Linked DNA regions of Homo sapiens: all the other regions are linked to region 4. The links are chromatin loops, found by intact Hi-C in ENCODE. Cell type or tissue: CD4-positive, alpha-beta T cell. All regions are shown on one strand. Region 1 overlaps PRKCA (protein kinase C alpha). Region 2 overlaps PRKCA (protein kinase C alpha). Region 3 overlaps PRKCA (protein kinase C alpha). Region 4 has its middle 26 kb from the start of APOH. Region 5 overlaps PRKCA (protein kinase C alpha).

Evidence for each region. A loop is a pair of places that touch in the nucleus more often than their neighbours do. Peaks named below come from ENCODE experiments on the same cell type or tissue, not always from the same donor. Only the 100,000 strongest peaks of a DNase experiment are listed, where the experiment ranks them.
Region 1: a loop joins it to region 4, with 2.4 times the contacts of the local background. A loop is called at or near these places in 3 of 110 quality-filtered maps.
Region 2: a loop joins it to region 4, with 10 times the contacts of the local background. A loop is called at or near these places in 20 of 110 quality-filtered maps.
Region 3: a loop joins it to region 4, with 21 times the contacts of the local background. A loop is called at or near these places in 56 of 110 quality-filtered maps.
Region 5: a loop joins it to region 4, with 14 times the contacts of the local background. A loop is called at or near these places in 84 of 110 quality-filtered maps.

What each region holds. Positions count from the first base shown.
Region 1 is chr17:66,328,612-66,333,611 of GRCh38, forward strand. All of the region lies in intron 2 of PRKCA (protein kinase C alpha), which reads left to right. Among named protein-coding and RNA genes, the nearest start is that of PRKCA, 28 kb to the left of the region's middle. In CD4-positive, alpha-beta T cell, no CTCF peak of the experiment used is centred here; a DNase peak (open chromatin) is centred at 2,700; H3K4me3 peaks cover 1,417 bases; H3K27ac peaks cover 2,152 bases.
Region 2 is chr17:66,423,790-66,428,789 of GRCh38, forward strand. The region is part of intron 2 of PRKCA (protein kinase C alpha); the gene reads left to right. Among named protein-coding and RNA genes, the nearest start is that of PRKCA-AS1, 9.4 kb to the left of the region's middle. In CD4-positive, alpha-beta T cell, a CTCF peak has its summit at 2,814 (motif pointing left); a DNase peak (open chromatin) is centred at 2,762.
Region 3 is chr17:66,623,527-66,628,526 of GRCh38, forward strand. The region is part of intron 3 of PRKCA (protein kinase C alpha); the gene reads left to right. Among named protein-coding and RNA genes, the nearest start is that of MIR634, 160 kb to the right of the region's middle. In CD4-positive, alpha-beta T cell, no CTCF peak of the experiment used is centred here; no DNase peak of the experiment used is centred here.
Region 4 is chr17:66,252,735-66,257,734 of GRCh38, forward strand. No RefSeq gene overlaps it. Among named protein-coding and RNA genes, the nearest start is that of APOH, 26 kb to the left of the region's middle. In CD4-positive, alpha-beta T cell, CTCF peaks have their summits at 2,464 (motif pointing right) and 2,663; DNase peaks (open chromatin) are centred at 2,507 and 3,107; H3K27ac peaks cover 790 bases.
Region 5 is chr17:66,671,395-66,676,394 of GRCh38, forward strand. All of the region lies in intron 5 of PRKCA (protein kinase C alpha), which reads left to right. Among named protein-coding and RNA genes, the nearest start is that of MIR634, 110 kb to the right of the region's middle. RefSeq lists an enhancer at 4,801-5,000. In CD4-positive, alpha-beta T cell, a CTCF peak has its summit at 2,634; a DNase peak (open chromatin) is centred at 2,417; H3K27ac peaks cover 2,261 bases.

The DNA of each region.
Region 1 (5,000 bases), 76 kb after region 4:
ACATGGGGAAACCCTGTCTCTACTAAAAATACGAAAATTAGCCAGGCATGGTGGCACGTGCCTGTAATCCCAGCTACTTGGCAGGATGAGGCAGGAGAATCTTTTGAATCTGGGAGGCGGAGGTTGCAATGAGCTGAGATGGTGCCACTGCACTCTAGCCTGGGTGACAGAGCCGGACTCCGTCTCAAAACAAACAAACGAAAACTGAAGGCAGATCTCATTTGCTGGAGTGTTTTGAATGAGGATTATTATGGTGAGAAGAGGCTGGAGAGGTAGGCAGGAGCCACCTTGCAGGTCTTAGTCCATTTAATCCGTGTTAAAAATTCAGTGCTTTAGCCCAAGAACCATGGCAGTCTTTCAAAGGGCTTTAAGCAAGGAGGTGGCCTGATTAGTGTCTCCTTGTGTAGGAGGATCATGCCTACTGTTATGTGAAGAACTAACTAGAAGTGGGCAAGAATGGATGGGGCAGCCTGTTGGGAGGTCTTTCCTCATTCTGGTGAGAGACTTGGTTCCAGAAACCAGAGATGTGGTGGAGGACAAACGTTTGCAAATCCAGGATCCTTTTTAGGAGGAGAGATCAGCTGGACATGATTTGGAGGTAGAAGGGAGAGGAGGGTATCAAAGGTCAGAGGACTGTGGTGCCATTCACTATTACGTAGCATGCTAGAGGAAGACCAGGTTTCGGGGAAGACCATGTGGTTTTAAACTTGCTGAATGAGAAGTGCCTTAGAGGTCTCCAAGTGTATGGTACAGGGACTGGGGCAGAGGGTGATGCCGGGAAGGCAGCTGGATTTAGGTGCTGGAGCTGAGAGAGGCAGCCAGGACTGGAGAGTCATCTGCTTACAAGTTAAGTTGAATGAATGGCAAGGATTTGAGTGCCTGGAAGAAGGCACAGAGAGAAAAGATGAGAGGGCTGATGGAATCAGTATAGTTTAGTCATCTACGGAGATGGGAATGAACAAGAGAGGGCAGGGTTTGCCCAGAGAGGCAGGAACAAAACCAGGAGCTGTGGTGTTAGGAAAGCCAAGAGAAGAGAGAATTTTAAGCAGGAGGTCCCTACTGCCATAGGTAGGACAAGGTTTCAAGACAGGAGCTGCTCTGATGGCCTGTGGAGGTTGGAGCTTCATCGTAATGGGCAGAGTAAAGGAAATACCTCTGCAGCCATCTGAGCAGTAATTCCCTGGAGAGTTACCAAGGATTGTTCAGTCAAACACACCCCGTCATTTATCTGGATAGTTCTATTTTTCCATACATTGTCTTTGATCGAAATGTCGATCTTTTTTCAACCAGCCGGGATGAAAATGGTGTGAATCGTGTTCTCTCTCTTTAGAAAGAAACTGATAAAATTGGGTTTTCTTTGTTCTTCCTTTTATTTTCATCCATTCAATACCTAGTCCTCACTGAGCTGGTCTTACTCAACCCATTCCCTCTGCTGGTCTGTTGGGTACTAATAACAGATGGAAACAACTGGGAAGATAAACTATTTTCCTGGATTTTTTTTTTTTTTTTTTTAAACAGAGTTTCACTCTTGTTTCCCAGGCTGGAGTACAGTGGCACGATCTCGGCTCACTGCAACCTCCACTTCCTGCATTCAAGAGATTCTCCTGCCTTAGCCTCCCAACTAGCTGGGATTACAGGTGCCCGCCACCACACCCAGTTAATTTTTTGTAGTTTTAGTAGAGATGGGGTTTCGCCATCTCGGCTAGGTTGGTCTCGAGCTCCTGACCTCAGGTGATCCCCCTGCCTCTGCCTCCCAAAGTGCTGGGATTACAGGCGTGAGCCATCGCACCTGGCCCCTGGAGATAATATTGATATGTGACTCAGGGAGGTACCAAACCCAACTGTTGCCCCCTTTCCTTTATTTACTTATCCAGGATATTTATCTATATCTGTAAAAGGATTTATTATTTTTTAGAATCGTACAGCTGTAATGTCTATTCATCCTGTCAGAAGAGATAAAGCGGATCAGTAGGCAAGCATTTGTTGCTGCTTGAGAGAGATTTTATTAAGCTAAAATATTCCATTAGACTCAACTCCATTTTCAAATATTTTGTTAAGAGGGTCTCAGGATGACTGTAGGAAAAAGGTATTTGGAAGATTGTGTACACTGACAATAACTAGATTACAAAATTTTATAAATTAGTTAAGATGGACTTTAAAATAGCAACAGGAAAAACAATTTTGGACTTGTCTGCGAGTGCGAGTGAAGCTGATAGTAATGAGATTTATGGGTTCTGGCCCTGCAGGGATCCCAGTAGGGATGAATAAAGCACATGCCTGCTAGTACATTCACTGATTCTGCTCTTGGATATATTATTTACTTCTTTCCTCTTTTAGTAAGACTTTCATCTGTATTAGTAATTGTTCTATACTTTTAATCTCTGGAGCAACTCCATAAATTAACAAGGGGTTGTGTCTAAGATGATGCTGATAGCCCTGAAGATGTTTTATTTAGTGCTTTTGGGATGATGTGCAGAGATGGGATGTCAGAAGGAATAATTTGGAATCTTATCTCCCTGCTCCTTGGACTCATGTTATCAGGGGAAGGGAGCTTGGGGATGTGGCTGTCTTAGCTGTGTCCTCTGATGGCCTCATCTCAGTGGTTTGGGTTGAAAGACTGTATCTCGTGCTTCCTGTCCCATCAACCTCTCCCTTCGTCTGTTTTTCTCTTCTGTGTTTAAGTATAAACAGAACCCCTTTGTACCTCTCATCTCTTTATCTTCTGAAGACTCTGATGTGGCTACTATGCTCTCCCATTTGGTTAATGCTACTTTAGGTATTTAGTATCTTTATACTTTTGTTGTGTTAGTTGTGATCAGCAAAGTTCTATGCTGTAGCAACACATTAATCTGCAGATCTCAGTGGCTTAACACTACAGAGGTCCACTTCTCCCTTGCTGTTCATATTCATTGTGAGTCGGTACCGGGACTCTCCTCTGCACAGACTTGTAGGATCTCAGTACCTAGAACCTAAGGCCGGATCTTTCAGGAGCTGGGGAGGAGGGACTGGAGGATCTCTCATGGGCTTTTCATTGCTTCAGCTCAAAAACACTTCCACTCAAAGTCATTGGGCAGAGAAAACCACACAACTTAATTATCTTAAGAGGTGGGGACAGGGGAAGTGGAGCGACCGAGAGAAGGGTTGGAACATACAGACATAAGAATGAGAAAGTCTTACGAGTGTTCTGGTCTCTGCCCCATCTGTATTATCTTTGTTTCTGGGAAGGAAATTTCTGACAGCTGTGTTGCTAGCATAACCTCTTGGTTGGTAAATGCATTGCTGTAGACTTTTCCTTGATGGAAACTTTCTCCAAGACAATATAAACTACGCATTGTCTCTTTCTTGTTAAACCACTTTTTTTTACAGTTTATTTTTTCGTTTGCTGTTGAAGATTTGATCAGTATTTTCCTTTTGAATCCAATGGTAGCAAACCAATTTTTTTTTTTTAGAATATATTAAGGCAAAAGAAAACAACTTTTACCCCATTCATAATAGGATGTATAAAAGTAATACCTCTTGGAATAGACCATGGGAATTCTGGTGATACCTAGGGCATCTTATTTGATAAAATATTTTTTCTTTCTTTCCTTCTTTCTTCCTTCCTTCCTTCCTTCCTTCTTTTTTTTTTTTTTTTTAAACAGAGTCTTACTCTGTTGCCCAGGCTGGAGTGCAGTGGCACGATCTCAGCTCACTGCAACCTCTGCCTCCTGGGTTCCAGTGATTCTCCTGCCTCAGCCTCCCAAGTAGCTGAGATTACAGGCATGTACCACCATGGCCAGCTAATTTTTGTATTTTTAGTAGAGACAGGGTTTCCCCATGTTGGCCAGGGTGGTCTTGAACTCCTGACGTCAGGTGATCCCCCTGCGTCAGCCTCCCAAAGTGCTAGGGTTACAGGTGTGAGCCATTGCACCTGACTGAAAGTATTTTCAAAGCCTCTGCTATGGAGTATAGTGTGAGATGTGGAGAAGCTGCAGAGGGAGGGGCACGTTAGCATCTAAAGACTCTGTTGACCATCATCCACATTAGGTCCATTCTACCATTTTCTATGAAGTCTAAAATAGGTTCCTGATTATTTTGTTTTTAATTTTTTTTTTTTTTGAGATGGAGTCTCGCTCTGTCACCCAGGCTGGAGTGCAGTGGCATGATCTCGGCTCACTGCAAGCTCCACCTCCCAGGTTCACGCCATTCTCCTGCCTCAGCCTCCTGAGTAGCTGGGACTACAGGTGCCCGCCACCACGCCTGGCTAATTTTTTGTATTTTTAGTAGAGACGGGGTTTCACCATGTTAGCCAGGATGGTCTCAATCTCCTGACCTTGTGATCCACCCGCCTTGGCCTCCCGAAGTGCTGGGATTACAGGCGTAAGCCAACGTGCCTGGCCGGTTCCTGATATTTTTAAGGGATTTGTTTGTGATTTAAGAATCTGGCTATTTTATAGGACGCTTAAGTGTTCTTTGTTTAAATAAAATTAAAACTTCAAATTTTCCTTTACAACCATTTGACCAGTTACCTCTGTTTCATCTGCCATACATGGAAATAGCTTTCCCAGAGAAACTGACATGAAGGCATGCAGTCTACTACATCAATGACATCTACATTACAAATAATTTAAAAATAGTATATGAAGCAGAGACTGGGTTTACCTATTAGAAAATCTAACAAACTATAGCAAATAAGCATAATTTTTAAGGAAAACAGATCCCTCTAAATGGTGCAAATTTTATATTAATGAAAGAACTCAATCTTTAACTCATATTCTTGTTATAGCATGAATGATCAAGCTGTTTTCTGATAAATAGTTCAAGGATAAAGTGGTCTAATTTGAATAATGGGACTTTATTAGGGGCATCTGCATTAACGTGATTTGAAGCACATGTTTGTATGCTCACTCAGTTGCCTTTTATATAATTACATTCTTTATCAGTTGTTGGTAAAGGTTCACTTCATTTTAACTAGTTTTCAAGTTCTGTCAGGGGAGAGAACCTCTTATTCCCCATGCCCT
Region 2 (5,000 bases), 170 kb after region 4:
GGGAGCGCTTCCCTGGAGCCGAATGTGTTTAAGAATTCAATCTTTTAAGTGCCGGTGATGTCAGTTTGGAGACAGCAGTATGTGGCTCCATTCCACCGTGAATCCTTTGCTAGCTGCAGTGTACTTTAGCTAATAGAATCAAGTGCTTGTCTTCAAGTTTTTTAAGAGCATAAAAACCCTGTTTATTAAAACAATTCTCTTTGGCACTTTGCAGCATTATGATAATGCTGTCTTAGCAGAAGTGTAGAGAGCTGTGAACTCCTAGGGGGAGGCTCTGGAGGAGGACCATTCTTTCCCATTGTATTTCTTCGGGACAAGCATCATTTCTTTCCTTAGTCAAAGGCTTTGTCTCAGCTTGCACTTCACGTTTTGAATATCTTTCTGGAGAAAAGCAACAGCAAGTATTCTGGATATTACGCATGATGATGGTTTTCTTTGATGCCTATCTAATATAAACTCCCATTCTCCTGGAACCTCACATATTTTAAAAAATATTACTTGAGGCTGGGCCCGGTGGCTCACGCCTGTAATCCCAGCACTTTGGGAGGCCGAGGCTGGTGGATCACTTGAGGCCAGGAGTTCAAGACCAGCCTGGGCAACATGTTGAAACTCTACTAAAAATAAAAAAATCAGCCAGGCATGATGGCGGCATCTGTAATCCCAGCTACTTGGGAGGCTGAGGCATGAGAATTGCTTGAACCCAGGAGGCAGAGATTGCACTGACCTGAGATGGCACCACTGCACTATAGCCGAGGCAGCAGAGCACGACCCTGTCTCAAACACACACACACACACACACACACACACACATCTTTGAAGTAAGTTACTGATAGGGATGGAAGTCTTCCAAATCTGGAAAAATCAATGTATGAAAGATCCATAAATATTCTGAATTTGTCTTAATGTGTCTATGCACAATGTAAGGAATGCATTGATAGGTTTCTGTGCTGTTCCCCCCACCCCCACCGCCTTTTTTTTGTGACAGAGTCTTGCTGTGACACCCAGGCTGGAATGCAGTGGCATGATCTGGGCTCATTGCAGCCTCAACCACCCGGGCTCAAGCGATTCTCCCGCCTCAGCCTCCCGAGTAGCTGGGACTACAGTCCTGCACCACCGTGCCTGGCTAATTTTTTTTTGTGTGTGTATTTTTTTAGTAGAGATGGGGTTTTACTGTGTTGCCCAGGCTGGTCTCGAACTCCTGGGCTCCAGCGATCCACCCTCCTTGGCCTCCCAATGTGTTGGGATTACAGGCATGATCCACCGTGCCCAGCCTGTATACTGTTGCTATATAGAAGAGTCTAGTAAAGTCTGGCTCATATTTGAACATTCAAGAAATAGTCGTTGGTCCTGTCGCTCCCAGAAGCTGCACAATTTTTGAGTAAACGTAGCCAAAGTTTTCAGAATCACTGAATGCTGCTAGTTCTTTTCTTTTCGTGATTAATTCAGACAGGCCGCATCCCTGCGAGACCCTTCTTCTCCCACCTCCACCAACATCCACAGACCTCTCCCTCCAAGGCTACAACCACCGAGCCCTCTGACAGATTTGATCGCACTGCTCAGGCTTACTGTCCTCACTTTGTTCTGTGTGTGGTTTGGTATTTTTCTGTCCTGCCCACCCAGGCCAGGCCTTCCCCACGGTGCTGTGATAGAGTATTGTTATTTGTTGCTTATTGTCTGGAGAAAATCTCTCAATTCCATATCAAACTGTTGTTTGAGGCCTTTTGTTTTCATTGTCAAATGTGTCGGGTGGCAGTCTCATGAAAAAAATCACATTTGAAGGTATATTCATAATACCTGGTAGGAAGAGAAAAATAATGGTGTTCCTGTGACCTGTTTACCTGATTCTGAAACTAAACAGTGTTGCATGGAAAGCGATTTTAGCGATCTTAGAAAAGAATGTGTTGTGTCTTTTTTTTGGAAACCCAGCGATTCAGTTAGCATATTATTTGTTTGCGTGTATCTTACCCTTTCAAGAACTCTAAGGTATGTGCGACATGGTAACCCCAATGCAAACGGCATTAAATTGTGGAAGCAGGAATGGTGTTAAAAGGATTCTTAGAGGTGGTGCCGGTTAGGAGGAGGAAGGAAGCCGTTGCATGCCAGGTATGGTGTCACCACACATATTTCGTCCTGGTAGTGATCCTGTGAATTACCCTCCGTGACCATGCTTTGTGGTTGAGCACAGTGAGTCCCTGTCTGGGCAAGGGATGATGTAGCAGCAAATGGCCGAGCTGGCTAGGAGTCACACCCAGGCCTCCTTTGTCTACGTTGGATTACTTTTTCTGTGTCTACCAGCATTAGAAAATGAGAAAAGTGTCATTATTTGCAGGAACATAGGGCATTTCAGGTTAGGAAGGAAGCAAGAGTGAAAGTCTAGGATAGAGGTGAACATGAACCAGGATATTCGGGGAACGATGATCAGACAGTCCAGCTGGAGTGGGGAGTGCTGGTGTAGGGTGGGGAAGGAAAGGTTGGCAAGAAGTCACGCCCTTCTGCCCGACTGAGGAATTGGTTTTCATCATCTATAGGAACTTTTGTAAGTTTTTGAGGAGAAACACTAGTGAGTGACAACTTGGGAGTGGTGTTTGACCATAAAGGTTAGGCAGCCTGTGTTGTGCAAAGTGATTATACAGGAGCAAGATTTCAGGTTGTGTCAATGGTCCAGGGAGGCGGAGTAAACAGACAGGAAGACAGGAAGGAGTAAGTGAAACGTTAAAAGATTTGGGTGGTTGCAGAGGGGAGGTGGTTTGAGGAGGAAGATTATTGTAGCACCATCTGCTGGCACCAGTACTATCTACACCAGAGCCATTCCTCTTCCTGTGCTGCAAGAACCCCCGTTTTGTTCAACTGTCCAACCCTTGCCCTTGTAACTTGGGTAAATCCTGACTGCTTTGAGACAGTCGTGGGAATACCCTTCAAGGGTGGGCATGTGATTCCTGTTAGTGAGCAGGTAACTTCTGAGAAAGGTTTCTTTACCCTAAAAAGGGACACAAAGAAGAGGTTGTTTCAGCTGCTGCTGGATGTTGCCATGCGTGCATGTATCTCCTGGAGCAGTGGCAGCCATCCTGTGACCATGAGGAAAGCTGGCAGAAGGAAACAGGAACTTCGTAGGTGGTTGAGTGGCTAAATTAATTAACCCTGGGGTTTTCCTGCCTCAGACCTTTTTGTAAGATTATTAACCTTTATTGTTTAAGGCAGGGGTTGGCAAACTATGGTCCATGAGACACCAGCCACTTAAAAAAAAATTTTTTTTTTAATTTTTAAGAGACGAGGTCTTGCTCTGTCTTCCAGGAGCATAGTGGTGCAGTCTTGGCTCACTGCAACCTCCACCTCCCGGGCTCAAGTGATCCTCCCACCTCAGCCTCCTAAGTAGCTGGGACTACAGGTGTGTGCCACCATGTCTGGCTAATTTTTGTATTTCTCGTAGAGACGAGGTTTTGCCATGTTACCCAGGCTGGTTTTGAACTCCTAAGCTCAGGCAATCCACCCGCCTTGGCCTCCCAAAGTGCTGGGATCATAGGCATGCACCACCATGCCTGGCCTCACTTGTTTTTTGTAAATAAAGTTTTATTGGCATGCAGCAATGTCATATTGTCTGTGGCTGCTTTTGCATTGCAGTGGTGGAATTGAGTAGTTATGAAAGAGAGACAGTATGGTTCACAAAGCCTTAAATATTTGCTATCTGGTCTTTTAGAGAAAAAGTTTGTTCACTTCTGGTCTAAGCCATTTTGAGTTAGGTTTTCTGTTTATTTGTAGCCAAAGCCTGTTTAAGATGCTGGCCTTGTTTTGTACCTCTTAACTGGAGATTGTCCTGTAGGCAAGGGCTTTCTAGAGCTGTTGTGCTGTCAGGACTGAAGATGTGCATTTGGGATTCACTTTCATATCACAGAAAGCAGTTAAGAAAGAGTTTCTAAGTATGGGGGGATTTATAACATCAAGTGCAGATTTGTTGCAATTTCAATGTGGTGGTGAAAAGCCAAGATGGCAGGTGCTTAAAAAGGGAATGAGTGGGAAGATCAATTTATTGGCATAAATTAAAAGAAATGTTTCAGATATTTCACCTGAGAACCTAGGATGCATCTTGATGGTCCTAGATTATGAAAGTTAATGTTTAATCTGACTTGCTCCAAACGAGGACAAAGTTAGGCAAAAATGCATCCCATGTAACTTGTTTTTGTGGCCTCTGTGATTCCTCCTCCTGACCTCTGCTGTGCTGGTACTGAGCAAAGACTTAAGGTATATATGAGACCCTCATGTATAATGGTTTGACTGATAGCCCCTTACTTGTATGATTTTTTTCTCATCGTAAATGGTGCTTTTACACAGTAATTGCCCGACTCACGTGATTCACTTCGATTCCACTCTCTGTGGCTGATGTTGCATGAAGGTTGTAGGCACTGCTGTGCCAGAGTCAACAGGGATAAAGAAACCTGATAGATTGATTTGATGGCAGGGATGTGTGATTAGAGAAGGTCGAATCCATAGGCCTTTGCAGGAAGCAGGGATTCCAGCACCGATATCGAGCTGTCTTCAAAATACTAATGAACAGGTGAGATGTCAAAGGAAGACAGCATGAACCAAAGATGATTTATTTGATCACTTCAGGGGGAATAAAACCAGTTGAAATCACATTAGAATTCAAGGGAAACTGCACAAGACATTTCAAGAAAGTTGAAAAAGATAGTCCAGAAAAGTTAAGCTGAAAAATTTTTCTTTCTTTTTTTTTTTTTTTGAGATAGAATCTCGCTCTGTCACCCAGGCTAGAGTGCAGTGGCACAATCTTGGCTCACTGCAACCTTCACCTCCTGGGTTTAAGCAATTCTCCTGCTTCAGCCTCCCGAGAAGCTGGGACTACAGTCATGTATCACCATGCCCAGCTAATTTTTATATTTTTGGTAGAGATGGGTTTTCACTATGTTGCTCAGGCTGGTCTCGAACTCCTGACCTCAAGTGATCCGCCCACTCTGGCCTCCCAAATTGCCGGGATTATAGGTGTGAGC
Region 3 (5,000 bases), 370 kb after region 4:
TTGGGAGGGAATGCAGGATTCATTCGTTTGACAGATGTTCACAAAGAACCTGCTTGATGCAGTGGCCCTCTTTTGGGTGCTGGAAGCTCAACCATGAGCAAGGCAGATCAGGTCCCTGCTACGTGTAGAATTTACATTTTAAAGAAAAAGTTGAATTTAAACAAAAATGGAATAAGAAAGATAAAGCTAAATAAGAAATAAGATAACAGAACAAAAGCTCTGGAGGGCCCCTTTAACCGAGAGAGTCAAGGAAAACCTGGAGGAGTAGGAGGCAGGCACAGTTGAGTTGAGCCCTGAATGACAAGTGAGGCATCCTCCTGAAGAGCTGGGGTGCCTGGCTCCAGGCTGATGGACAGCAAGTGCAAAGGCCCTGAGGCAAGGAAATGTTTAAAACCTATGCTGAGAAGAGGTGAAGAGAGGGGAGAGAGGGACTTTCCTGACCAGGGCAGGGAGTAGGGGGCTGTACCCAAAGACACTGAGGAAAACTTGTAGGGTGTCATCAAGTTGACAGAGAGTCCTGTGGTGGGAAAAGAGACTGAACAATTACATTGGGTCAAATGGTAGCCGGACTAAGTAGGCACTGGGGAGTGACTAGAGGTTTTTGAGCAAAGGAGTGATGCATGCCAGTCAGTGAATCCTGAAGAGTTAATCTGACTGGGGTAGAGTGTGGCATGGGGAAGGAAGCCACCGAGAGGCTAGATATGGGGCTGTAAGGCCTGGCTTAGTCTGGTAAAGTGGGGTTAGCATGAAAGGGCCAGTTCAAGAGACATTGCCAGCCACATGGACAGTTTCATCTTGGCCAGTTATCTCCAGACTCTGAAACTCTCTCTCAGTCTGTTTCTACTATTGTAGTACTTTGGGGAAGGAGTAGGGAGAAAAAGATCATAGACTTGAACAAATCAGGTGCCACTGGGCAGAGGGTTCTAAATTTGCACTCTCCAACACAGTAGCCACTAGTCACCTGTGGTGATTTAAATTTAAATGAATTATTTGGCCAGGCGTGGTGGCTCACACTTGTAATCCCAGCACTTTGGGAGGCCAAGGTGGGTGGATCACTTGAGGTCAAGAGTTTGAGACCAGCGTGGCCAACGTGGTGAAACCCCCTCTCTACTAAAAATACAAAAAATTAGCCAGGTGTGGTGGCAGGTGCCTGTAATCCCAGCTACTCTGGAGACTGAGGGAGGAGAATCTCTTGAACCCAGGAGGCGGAGGTTGCAGTGAGCCAAGATTGTGCCTAGGTGACAGAGTGAGACTCCATCTCAAATAAATAAATAAATAAATAAATAAATAAATAAATAAAAAGAATTATTTGCAAATAATTGCATCATTAGAAAAAAATTATAAATGAATTAAAAGAAATTTAAAGAATTCATTAGGAGTCACCACATTTCAAAGGCTCAGTAGTCATAGAAAGCTAATGGTTACTATATTGAAGAGTGTGGATAAAATACTTCCCTCATTGCAGAAGATTCTGTTGGACAGCATTGGGCTGGATCACGAATTTTCTGATGAACAAACCCTTCATCTTTCTATAGATCACAAGAAAGTCTCCCATGGTGTTTTATATCACGAACTACTTTGCTGTGGAAACTTCTGTTTGTACAGAACGTTTCCTCTTACGGATACCAATTAAGTTCTTTATGATATTACATTGGTTTGGCTGTCAAATGTTGTGTGCTTAACAAAGAATGATAGAAAAATCACTTTCCAGAACAGAATGTTTGAATTGCATGTAGCATAGAAACTGAGTAAAAATTTCAGCCTGATTTAACATCTTTGGAGTAGACTTCTTAAAGGAGAGGGATATGAACACTGTAAAACACAAATTCATCAGAAGTGCAATGACAACAGGGTTCCTCTCTACTCTGCTGGTGACAAACTTTAAAACTCTATTGACTTGTATCTCTTGATGTCATTCTATTCCCCTCTAGTGGAATTAAAAGGTATCTGTCTTTCTACTCCAGCTTGGACACATTCGCAGTAGTAGGAATAGAAATCTAGAGATAATGAAGATAGAAGATAGCATTATCACTTATTTTCATATCATGATAGGCTGCTGCTTTACATTTTACCCTTTTTCCTGTCCTCAGGGGAAAATAGCCTTCTGTTCTCTGTCTATTTGAGCTACTTGGAGAAAAAAAGTTTAGGTATCTATCCTATGTATCACTATTTATCCTCATACCAGAAGAAGCCTTATTGCCCAATATGTTACTAGGATGTGCCATTGGTTCAGCGTCTAGCACAGGGTCAGGCCCGTTAATTGAGTTAGAGGCATGGGTTGAGGTCCCGATTTTACCACTTAACTATCCATGGCTTCAAATTCAATCATTTACTTTCCTGAACCTCCGTCTCTTCATCTTTAAACTGGAGACTCTCCTTTGACTCTCCATGGTCGTATCACAAGATAAAAGGAAATAATGAAACCTCATTGAAAGTTAAGGTGGACTCTGCACATTTATGTGGCCTCATTCCCCACCACCACCACTCTGCCCCCAGCAGCATCCTTTTAGGAAAGATGGATAAACAGGTAAACTAGAAATATGTTTCCGAACTCTCTGCGTACAGGTGAAGCATGGTGGGGCTGGGGCTACCTTTAAGTTGGTTGCAAGAGCCCAAAGGCTACCATTTGGTTTGGTTATATTTCCTTTTTTCTTTTGTCTTCCTCTTTTTCTTTTCTTTTTTTTTTTTGAGACAGAGTCTCACTCTGTCATCCAGCAGTGGCATGATCTTGGCTAACTGGAACCTCTGCCTCCCAGGCTCAAGCAATCTTCCCACCTCAGCCTCCCAAGTAGCTGGGACCATAGGTGCACACCACCATGCCCAGCTAGTTTTTGTATTTTTTTTTTTTTTTTTGAGACAGAGTCTCACTCTGCCACCCAGGCTGGAGTGTAGTGGCGCAGTCTTGACTCACTGCAACCTCCGCCTCCTGGGTTCATGCCATTCTCCTGCCTCAGCCTCCCGAGTAGCTGGGACTACAGGCACCCACCACCAAGCCCGGCTAATTTTTTTTTTTTTTTGTATTTTTAGTGGAGACGGGGTTTCACCATGTTAGCCAGGCTGGTCTCGATCTGCTGACCTCGTGATCCGCCTGCCTTGGCCTCCCAAAGTGCTGGGATTACAGGCGTGAGCCATCACGCCCAGCCTAGTTTTTGTATTTTTGGTAGAGACAGGGTTTTTGCCATGTTGGCCAGGCTGGTCTCAAACTCCTGGATTCAAGTAATCCACCTGTCTGGGCCTCCCAAAATTCTGGGATTACAGGCATGAGCCATCGCGCCCTGCCATTTTTTCTTTTAAATGTTGAGTTATTCTAAGTTTAAAGTGGCTAATAGGAGAAACAATAATTTGGAACATTAGCAGTTACAGTATTTCTCTAGTCTCAAAAAGAGCATTCTCACTAGAAGTATCCACAGAAATGCACTTAAATGCCACATCCCTCCCTCTCCCCTTTATTCCAGCCACCATGTCATAACCTCCCTCTGCAGAGCAGAGAATTAAGCTCTAAAGACTAGACATTTGTTGTGGCAAACAGTGCTGAATTTCTGCCTTTATTTTAACACAACTGTCTGCTACATGTAGAAATATTAGCATATTTGCAGAGATATTTTCATTAGGTATTTGTTTTGCTTTAAAAAACAACCCAGAAAGGTGAATTTCAAATGTGCACAGTAGGTTTCTGCCATCCTAAAGGCAAACTTCAAAATTTTTTAACAGCTAAGCAAACCATGCCAGTGGGTTAAGATGTAGGATTGGAAGTCTCTGATGCTGTCCTGGGGCGTGGGGGTTGGGGGGAATGTATCAATGAGTACTATTTTGGTCATTATTCTTCAGGTTGAGTTCTGGGAGGCATTGCTTAGGACACATTTAACGCCACAAGGGAAAGTGCATTAGTGTTGCCTTCTGTTGTTTAAAGAAAAGGAGGGAGAGAGGGAGGAAGGAATACATGCATATGATACTTTTGCATGCTCTGTGACCACCAGCACACAAACAAATGCAGAGATGCTGAGAAGTGCAAAGTGAGACGTGGAAGGGCAGGTGCTAACAGACAATGCAGCTATACTTGTGATGGTGCTTTTCACGAGTGAAGACCAAGGTGTAAGTGTCTTTTACCCAGTCACAGCTATAAAACCGAATCCAGTGGATCAACTAAAACTAAGTGCCAAAGAGGCCAATAGCAGTCTAGAACTACGTGTGAGTGTGTGAGTGTTTCTTCTGGCAGGTTCTCCTGTTTTACGGCTTCCTACCAGCCATCCTTAACTAACGCATGGTTGGAAATTCAGTATCCCCCCCCAAAAAATTGAACCTTCATAGTTTCCCAATTCCTGGTTTTAGAAAAGGAATGAAGGGGTATCAATTAGAGATCAAGTGCATCTTTGAGGAGAGAATGGCTTGCTACAATCGAAGAGAAGAAAACCTCAGCTATCAATTTGTGGAGGCTTTGAGCAGTCACTGAGCAGATGGGGTTGATGGGGGTACCTAACTCATGCACGGCCAAATGCCCAAGCCTAACAAAAACGGAGAAAAACCAAGGATTAACATATCACTTTTTAGCTAAGATGTAAAACTGGTTACTGGCAAGCTTATTCCAGCAGGCTCAGCAAGCGTCCAGCACAACCACAAGCAGCTTGATCAAAAACAGACCTCTGCCTCTCGGTGGATAGCTTTTGCTTTTAATATTTTATGTTCACCTCTTTGGCTCAAGATTTCCACTTCTGGCTTTTATCCTTGGGAACTGATAAGACACTTGCACAGTGTGTGCTTATAGATGCTCATGGTAGTGTTATTCATAACAGTGAAAAACAAAATCACCTGAATGTTTAGGAATTGGGGGTTGATTAAATCCATCATAGTGTGAATGTATGATGAAATATCATACAGTAAGATGTGACACTGATTTATATTTAATGACATGGAAAAATGTTTAACATAAACTGTTAGATTTTTTAAAAAGCTACCTATCAGCCTCTCTCTCTTTTTTTCTCTCTCATCTTTCTTGAATGAAA
Region 4 (5,000 bases):
ATAGTGAGAGAGAAGTTACCTTCTCACTGGTGATCACCTTGGTTCTTGCCCTCAAAGTCAATCACGGTTGCCACTCTTTTTTTTTTTTTTTTGAGACGGAGTCTCGCTCTGTCACCCAGGCTGGAGTGCAGTGGCACAATCTCGGCTCACTGCAAGCTCCGCCTCCTGGGTTCACGCCATTCTCCGGCCTCAGCCTCCCGAGTAGCTGGGACTACAGGCACCCGCCACCACGCCTGGCTAATTTTTTTGTATTTTTAGTAGAGAGGGGTTTCACCTTGTTAGCCAGGATGGTCTCGATCTCCTGACCTCATGATCCGCCCACCTCAGCCTCCCAAAGTGCTGGGATGACAGGTGTGAGCCACCACACCCGGCCAACCACTTTCTTGAGTATCCTTGGTAAACCAAAAAGTATCTGAGTCAAATCTCAACAAATTTAGAAAGTTTATTTTTGCCAAGGTTAAGGATGCAACTGACACAGCCTCAGAGGTCCTGATGACATGTGCCCAAGGTGGTCAGCAGGGGATGGGGTTGGGGGTGCAGCTTGCTTTTATACATTTTAGGGAGACACAATACATCAATCAATACATGTAAGATTAACATTGGTTTGATCTGGAAGGGTGGGACAAGTTGAAGCAGTGGCAGATTAGGGGGTGCTTCCAGGTCATAGGTAGATTTAATTATACTGTGATTAAGATAAGGGATTGTGAAGCCGGGCATGATGGCTCGTGCCTGTAATCCCAACACCTTGGGAGGCCGAGGCAGGTGGATCACCTGAGATCAGGAGTTCAAGACCAACATGGCCAACATGGCAAAACCCTGTCTCTACTAAAAGATACAAAAATTAGCCAGGCATGGTGATGGGCGCCTGTAATCCCAGCTACTTCAGAGGCTGAGGCAGCAGAATCGCTTGAACCCAGGAGGCGGAGGTTGCAGTAAGCCGAGATTGCGCCACTACACTCCAGCCTGGGTGACAGAGCAAGATTACGTCTCAAAAAGAAAAAAAAGATAAAGGGTTGTGGAGACCAAAGTTTTATCCTGCAGATGAAGCCTCCAAGTAGCAGTAACAGGCTTCAGTGAGACTAGATTGTAAATGTTTCATATCAGACTTAAAAGTCTGCATTGATGTTAATGCTGGAGGGGTATAATGAGGCATATCTGACCCCCACTTCCCCATCATGGCCTGAACAAGTCTTTCAGGCTAAATTTTAGGTGTCCTGGCCAAGGAGGAAGTCCATTCCTATGGTTGTGGGGAGGCCTTCAAAATTTTATTTTTGATTAAACCTTCTAGAAATATCCTATGCATTATGAACATTTTTATACAAATTTCAGCATATTACACATGTTGTTACTTTTTTTCTCTCTCTCTCTTTGAGATAGTCTTGCTCTGTTGCCGAGGCTGGAGTGCAGTGGCATGATCTTGACTCACTGAAACCTCTGCCTCCTGGGTTCAAGTGATTCTCCTGCATCAACCTCCAGGGTAGTTGAGACTACAGGCGCATGCACCATGACTGGCTAATTTTTGTATTTCTGGTGGAGACGGGGTTTTGCCATGTTGGTGCCAAGCCGGTCTCGAACTCCTGACCTCAGATTATTCGCCCCCCTTGGCCTCCCAAAGTGCTGGAACTACAGGTGTGAGCCACCACACCCTACCGATACACATTGTTCTTGATCATGTTTATTTCACTTAACAATGTTTTGGTGCCAGGTGTGGTGGCTCATGCCTGTAATCCCAGCACTTTGGGAGGCTGAGGCGGGCAGATCACCTGAAGTCAGGAGTTCGAGACCAGCCTAGCCAACATGGCGAAACTCTGTCTCTACCAAAAATACAAAAATTACCCGGGTGTGGTGGCATGCATCTGTAGTCCCAGCTACTTGGGAGGCTGAGCCAGGAGAATCACTTGAACCAGGGTGGCGGAGGATGCAGTGAGCCAAGATCACACCAGTGCACTCCAGCCTGGGTGACAGAGTGAGACTCTATCTAAAACAAAACAAAACAAAACAAAACAAAATATATATATATACACATATATATGTGTGTGTGTGTGTGTGTGTGTGTGTGTGTGTGTGTGTCTTGGTGATCATTTCATATCTGTAAATATAGATTTGACTTTTTTTTCAAACAACAACATGCTATACTATATCCATTGTAGGAATATGTCACAATTTATTTAACTGGTACCCTACTCATGGATGTTTAGCTTGTTTCCAATCTTCTGCTATTACCAACAGTACTGCTAGGAATATTTTTATATACATTTCTTTGTGCACATGTATAAATATATCCAAAAGATGAATTCATAAAAGTGAAATTGGTACTCCAAGGGTATGTATATTTTTCTTCTTAATATATATTCTCAAATTATCTCCTATTGGAATTTGGCAGAGATTCTGGAATTGCTTTTCATCGAGGTTGTAACACCCACCACCAACATAGGCAACACTGGCTATTTATCTCATAATGCCTCTGTGGATGTTTCCTTCAAAGAACACCAGATGGCAGAACAGACCCTAATACGTTTGCCTTGGGTAACAGGGAACTTCCGGACTTGAAGCCTCATTTTGGTTATGTAGACTGAACAAATAAAGTTGTAGAACCAGTTGTACATTAATAAATCTCTATAGATAGAAATGTATCAATTCCTCAGTAATATCATCAGTAATAGCAGATGGTAGCCTTTGCCTTTTTTCCTGTCTACCTGAAAAAAACACTAAAAAGATCCTCATCTTTCGCTCTGTAATTCTTCCCCATTACACAAACATTACTTTTTCTCCAGCTGAATAATATAGAGAACGTGCGTTAGCAATAATAATTCATGGAGTTTCATTTATGTGTGAAAGTGACTTATTTAGTTCATGTTGTTACAACAAGGAAATGTATGAGCATATGTATGTCACATAAGAATATGTCTTTAAGCAAATAGAAATGAATAATTAAAGTTGATGCCTTTACTATAAGGCTTTCATTTGTCAGAACACCAGCAAACCAATTTCACAGCAGGAAAACATTTTTTTTTTCTTTCCTGGAGAGTATGTCATCTGAGCAGAACAAATTCAATTAGCGTTGTACCTGCTTTGCAACTTATGAGAATGCTTTTATGCCTCTGGGTAGCTGCTCTCAACCCACAGCCCACAGCCCACATATACCCAATAGAGAAGGTACTCATGAACTTGTATATGCTCTTCCGTAAAACTCTTTTCAGTCTTCAGGATGTAGTACTTTTTAAATTAATCCTTCATTGCCCCAGAAGATAAACCGGTGGGAAGTTAATGAAATTGGCGTCCTAAGCTACCTGCTCAGGATCAAAATTTGCTACCTACTACAGATCTTATTATTGTCCTTCTTGAGAAATGACAGATGTCTTATTTTAAAGGTTCTAAGATAAGATGTACATAATTTTAGGGGCAGTATCATCTAGTCGCTGTAGTTCCTTGGAACACTACAAGTCCTTAAGCTAAACAGGAAGAGACTCTGCCACAAAGAAGGCAACATTGAGATTAATGAAGATTTATTGGCTAGGCGCGGTGGCTCACGCCTGTAATCCCAGCATTTTTGGAGGCCAAGGTGTGTGGATCACTTGAGACCAGGAGTTTGAGACCAGCCTGGCCAACGTGACTTAATCCCGTCTCTACTAAAAACACACACAAAATTAGCCGGGCATGGTGGCAGGCACCTGTAATCCCAGCTACTCCGGAGGCTGAGGCAGGAGGATTGCTTGAACCTGGGAGGCAGTGGTTGCAGTGAACCAAGATCATGCCACTTCACTCCAGCCTGAGTGACAAAGCGAGACTCCATCTAAAAAAAAAAAGAAAAAGAAAAAAAAAAGATTTATTAAGTACTAGATCTTTCCCAACTGCCATATCACGTTACAACATTTTATCAGGCAAAAGTTATCGTGCCCCTGTTTCAGATTAGGAAACTGTGGCTCAGAAAAGTTAAATAACTTGCCCAAATTAACACAACTGCCAAGGGGCCAAGCAGGAATTTGGATGCAAGTATATCTACCTCCTAGACTGATGGTTCTCGATGTATGGCCCCCAGACCAGCAGCATCACCATCACTAGTATAACCTGGAAATTTTTTATGAAACATTTTTCAGGACCCAACCTGCTCCTCCTAAAGTAGACATTCTGGGGTTGTGGCCCAGCAATCTATATCTATCTATCTATCTATCTATCTATCTATCTATCTATCTATCTATATCTATATATAGATATAGATATAGATATATTTTTTGAGATGGAGTCTTGCTCTGTCACCAGGCTGGAGTGCAGTGACTCGATCTCGGCTCACTGCAACCTCTGCCTGCTGGGTTCAAGAGATTCTCCTGCCTCAGCCTCCCAAGTAGCTGGGACTACAGGCATGCGCCACCATGCCCAGCTAATTTTTGTATTTTTAGTAGCGACGGGGTTTCACCATGTTGGCCAGGATGGTCTCGATCTCTTGAGCTCGTGATCCGCCAGCCTCGGCCTCCCAAAGTGCTGGGATTACAGGCATGAGCCACCACACCCAGCTCAGCAATCTATATTTTAACAAGTCCTCTAGGAGATTCTGATGCAAGTTCAAGTTTGAGAACTATTGTCCTAGACACATTCTGCCACAATATCCTGATACATGGGAGGGATGCATGAGAGAGGAAACTAGTGTTCCTCGAGTCACCATCACGAGCCAAACACTGTCATGAGTGTTTTACATCCTATTCCCTTTAATCCTCACAATAGCCATGCAAGTTAGGTGTTCTGTTTTGTTTTGTTTATTATTTATTTATTTATTTATCTAGAGACAGAGTCTCACTCTGTCACCCAGGCTGGAGTATAGTGGTGTGATCTTGGCTCACCACAACTTCTGCCTCCCGGGTTTAAGCGATTGTTGTGTCTCAGCCTCCCCAGTAGCTGGGATTACAGATGTGCACCACCACGTCTGTCATGTTTGTATTTTTAGTAGAGATGGGGGTTTCGCCTAGTTGGCCAGGCTGGTCTCGAACTCCTGGCCTCAGGTGATC
Region 5 (5,000 bases), 420 kb after region 4:
GTACTGCTTAATCTCTCCAAGCCTCAGCTTTCCTCGTCTATAAAATGTGGATACCAAGTAGGGTTATTGCGGAGGTTAGTTAATATGTCCAAGGTGCTGAGTACCTTATCAGGTACGTACTTGTGGGTACGAATATTGAGGATAAGGTAACAGATTAAACTGCCCACCATTTTCAGATGGGATGTTTTGCTAAAGTTCAGCGATATCCTATGAATGAGACCTACACGTAAAGTAAAATGACCCATAAACACTGAGAAAAAGGATGGGCAGTGATTTATGAGATGAAAGAAAGAAAGCAGTGGAAGTAGAATTGCCCCAAGTCAGGAAACTCTGTGTACCTGGATGGAGAAAGCCGAGTCGGGGGCTTGTACCACTAACATGCATTGGAAATCTAGAACAATTTAAAGTCTAAGCTTGTTGCACAAATTAGCAGAAAGTTGAAGAAGATAAAATACATGGCCCTGAAAACAGAGCGAACATTAACAAACAGAAGCCACACAGACCAATGGGAAAGATAGGGCTTATTCCACTAATAATGTTGAGAAGTTGTCTAAACATTTGGAGGAAAATAAATGAGATCTTCTTTCACACTGTACACCAAAATAAATTTCAAATGGTCTTAAGAGTTAAATATAAGAAAGAAACAAAATAATTAAAACTTAGGTGAATATTAAGCTAATCTCAGAAAGGGCAAGGTTTTTGTAAGCCTAAAAGAAATGGAAAAAATAAAAGGAAATGTTTGACAGATTTAACTACATAATAAGTTAAGCTTCTCTGTTTCTAGAAGAATGGTGACATGTAACACAGTTTGCAGCAACTATGACAAAAGGCTTTTATCATTTATATCTCAACAACTCTTCTAACACAGTAAGAAAACTTGTTACTACCTTCTAGAAAACTTGAATAAGGAGTTAAGTCAGGCAGAAATAAATACAAATGGGCAAATAACCATGGAAAAAAAATTTAACCTCAAAAATAAGAAAGTCAAAATTACAGTGTTATTCTTTACTTTTCTCACCACTTCTTGATATGGTTTTGGTAGGATTGTGGTAAACTTTTAGAGGAGTAATTTGGCAATGTATGCCAAGAATCTTGAATAATTTCCATCCTTTAAGCTACTTCCAAGAATGTATTCTTATTCTTCTTTGCATCAGAAAATCTGTGGCGTTCTTAAACACACAGGGTATGATCAGACTTGCACAGCATAAATAGAACAAGAAAAAAAGTATCAGAAATTTCAATGAATATTTATGCATGAAGATGATCAGTTGCTATGTTATTTGTAAAGGTGAAAAATGATAAACTTTGTAGATGCCCCCAAACAGGGAATTGATTAAATAAATTCTGATTAGCCATAAAATGAGATGTTAGACATTTAAAATGTTTTCAAAGCATACTTTGTTATAAAGGCAGGTTCTAAAACTTTATTCCTAGTGTGATGTGAATTCTATAAAAATAAATATTTCAATGTAGATAGATGTGGAAGATACTGGCCATAAACATGCTAATGTGCCAATGTTGGTTCTCCCATGCAGAAGTATAGTTGTTTTAGTTTTCTTCTTTATATTTTTATGTCTTTAAATTTCTTGTATGATGGGTGCACCCGTTACTCCTATAATAAGAAAAAAATTTTCTTAAATATCTTCCTACGTTGTTTATGCAGAATCGTTTCAGTCTCTCATAACCTGGGAAATATTTCTCTCACAACTAGGTTTCATTTTCTTTTGAAACATCAGAATTATAGAACTTTAATGTAAAATTTTATGTCCCACTAATTGTAAAAGGGAAAGTAATGAAATATTTATGATCTTTTTCCAAGGACTAAACATTGTTGTTTCTCATCTTATACCACAGTCCTCCGAATTCTCTTATGTAAGTTTTGTTCCAGTAGAATTTTGGTTGATGAGTTGCCAACCTGTGTTTTCTGGTACGTGAATGGGACAGAAATTCACTCTTATCACCAAGCAGCCAGCCTCACCAGCAAAATAGAATATTCACTAAATAGGTTCCAAATAAGAAAATGGTTAATGTCCCTCAGTCCAGGTTTGTGTACAGGGCCATATGAAGCTGTGAGGCGATGTCTGATCAGGTGTATTTTTAGTGTATCTCATTATTCTTGCCTTTGTCTCTGGTAATAAGGAAACAAATATCACAAAATTTAGGGGTCATTATTTCTAAACATGAAAGAGATCACATCAGAAATTCTGCAACATTCATAAACACAGACGGTGTCAGCAGACTTGATACAGCATAAATAGAACAAATGCAGTGAACTAGACAGCACCCAGACCCAGTTTGTACACAGAATCTCAGTCTATAATTACCCAGTCAAAAATTGTTCATCGTGGTTGATGACACCTGTGCATTTTATTTCCTGAAATCTAGAGAAGTTCCACGTGATCACTATTTAACCAAGAGCAAAAGTCCCTTTCTGACCCATTTTTCCTGTAAGTGGAGATACATCCTGTGCTCTTTTGTCTTTGTGGGTACAGAGATTCTTTCTTCAAAGCATTTAACATTTTCAAAAAAGTGTGCCACTCCTTTTGGCCTGGCTTTCTTCGCCCGTGAAAAGGCCTGGGTGGTTTTTCCTTGTCCAAGAGTCCCTCCAAATGGACGCTTTATGTACTGCAACCAAGAGCTGAGAAGTTTCCAAGCTTTCCTGTCTGTGTTAGCATTCCGGTCATTCAGCAGGAATCCAATGAGCGCAGATTTTATCTTGTCTGTCCTGTGTTGCCCTGGGGGAGTGATCCCTGGGGATGCGAGGGGGTGTGGCCCTTGCCCTCAAGGTGCTGTCAGTCTGTAGACATGGAACACCTTTGGGCTGGGCTAGGCTGGCAGGAGAGTGGAAGGGCAGAGGAAATGGGTCTTGTGCAAGGCTAAGGGCTGACAGCACTGAGATGGATGGAGGAGTGTCCCCAGCGATGGGGCAGTGTGGACCCAGAAGCACAGAGCAAGGTGGGCACAGAGATACACGTGTTCAGCAGTTACTCAGTTCACGCATGGTGCTGTGCTGGGCAGTAGGGGTTCAAAATAACTAAAAGAGACTAACCTTGTTGGTGTGGAGTGGTTCTTTTGGGTTATATAAATACTAAATGTGATAGGTTGCATGCAGTTAAATATTTAGCATATAGAACCAACCCATCAGAACCAATGCCAGCTCCTAAGTCATACCAGCATCTGCTAGGGGAATGTGGGCCAGAAGACGGAGCGTCACTGACATTTAGATAGAGGTGTTCAAGTAAATGGTAGGAAACAGATTAGAGGCCTGTTTTCCATGTTGGGAGCCTAAAAGATACAGTAACCAAGTGCCACTCAAGCTGTGGTAGAGAATATCTCAGTTCTAACTTGTTAATGGGAGAAGAATATGATTTTGTTGTTGCTTCTGGCCAAATGATTCCAGTGAATCAGTCTGATGAGTGGCAGTGCCTGGGCTGCCACCCACAACCAACTCTCACCTGTCCTGTCGACTCTTCATTGTTCATGCTTGAGAAATCAGTTACCTCCTTATGCCATGGAGGGCCTGACTGCAGTGCACGCCCACCAATGGGAAGTCGTGCCCACACCAGTGGCAAGATATGCCACCACCATCATGGACCAACCACCCAACGCCTCCTATCCAAAGGCAGATCCCAGCAAGCACTTGCTCTCTGTTGCCGGGACTTCTCCCAGCTCCAAAACTGCCTTAGTCTGATCTATTAATATATCTTTTTAACTGGGTGGCTCATAAACAACAGAAGTTTACTTCTCACAGTTATGGAGGCTGGAGACTCCAAGTTCAGGGCACAGGAAGACTCAGTGGCTAGAGAGGGCCCATTTGCCGACAGCCCCACATCCTCACACGGTGGAAGGGCAAACCAGCTCCCTTGGGCTTCTCTTATAAGGGCACTGATCCTCTCCATGGAGGCTCTGCCCTCCTGGCCTAATCACCTCCCAAAGGCCCCTCCTCTTAATGTCATCGCCTTGGGGGTTAGGATTTCAAACACAAATTGGGGGCAGGAGGCACAAACATTCAGACCACAGCACAGAGCTCTTCCCATCCCCAGCCGAAGTAGGAATGACCCAGAGGAAGGCTGCTGTCCCTTTGCACACAGGTTCTGAAAGTGCGTGGAGAGAGGACGATCCCTCGGTCCCTGCAGAACCAGGCTCTTGAAGCATATAGCAGAGGTTCTCTACCCAGGGCCTACCCTAGAATGTCATCAAAACTGCAGTGTTGTATTAAAGGGGTGCATGGCTTAGAGAGAATGGAGAATGCCCAGCCCAGAGGCCCAGAGTGTTTTAGGATGTGCCTGTTACCCAAAGTTAAAATCTGTATGCGTCAGGAGTGACACTTGGGAGCTACACTTCCCAACCCCCTCTCCTGCGGCCACCGGAGCCTGCCTGGGCCCCTTCTCCTGAAACGGCCTTCTCTGCCCACATAATAGCCCCTAGCGATGCCAGTTCTGGTTCCTCCGCGGGGTCCCACGCCAGCTGACCCAGCAGTACCTGTAACGTGTCCCACCCTTGCCAGGGTTTGTGTGCCTGCATGGTTTTAGAGGTTCCAAGTCAGAGCCCCTAAACCCCTTGCCTTATTGCTAGACAGCTTGACCGCCCCCGGAACATCACGTGGGAAGGGCGCTCGGTAAATCCTGTTCTGGAGGCAATCTGTCACTCCACCAGTTTCCCAATCAACATTTGCCGAGGAGTTCTGGCTCCCGGTGCAGAACTGACTTGTGGCGACGTGAGGGAACTGGCAGCTTCTTAGACCCAAGTTCTCCCTCGCAGCATCGTCAGAAGAGGCCCAAAGTAGAGACGCAAACAAACCCTGAGAACAGCGTGTTCTTCCCAGTAACGTGACCGGGAAAATGTGAGCCAGAGGAAACTTGAGAGCTCCGTGGTGCGGCTGAGCTGGTGGGGTGAGGGTTTTTTCCCTTTTTCTATCTGGTCCAGCCCATCGGCCACTTGAGATGCTCCTGAACTGAGTAACCAAGCTGTTCGGAGGGTACTTTCTCAGCAGGACAAGC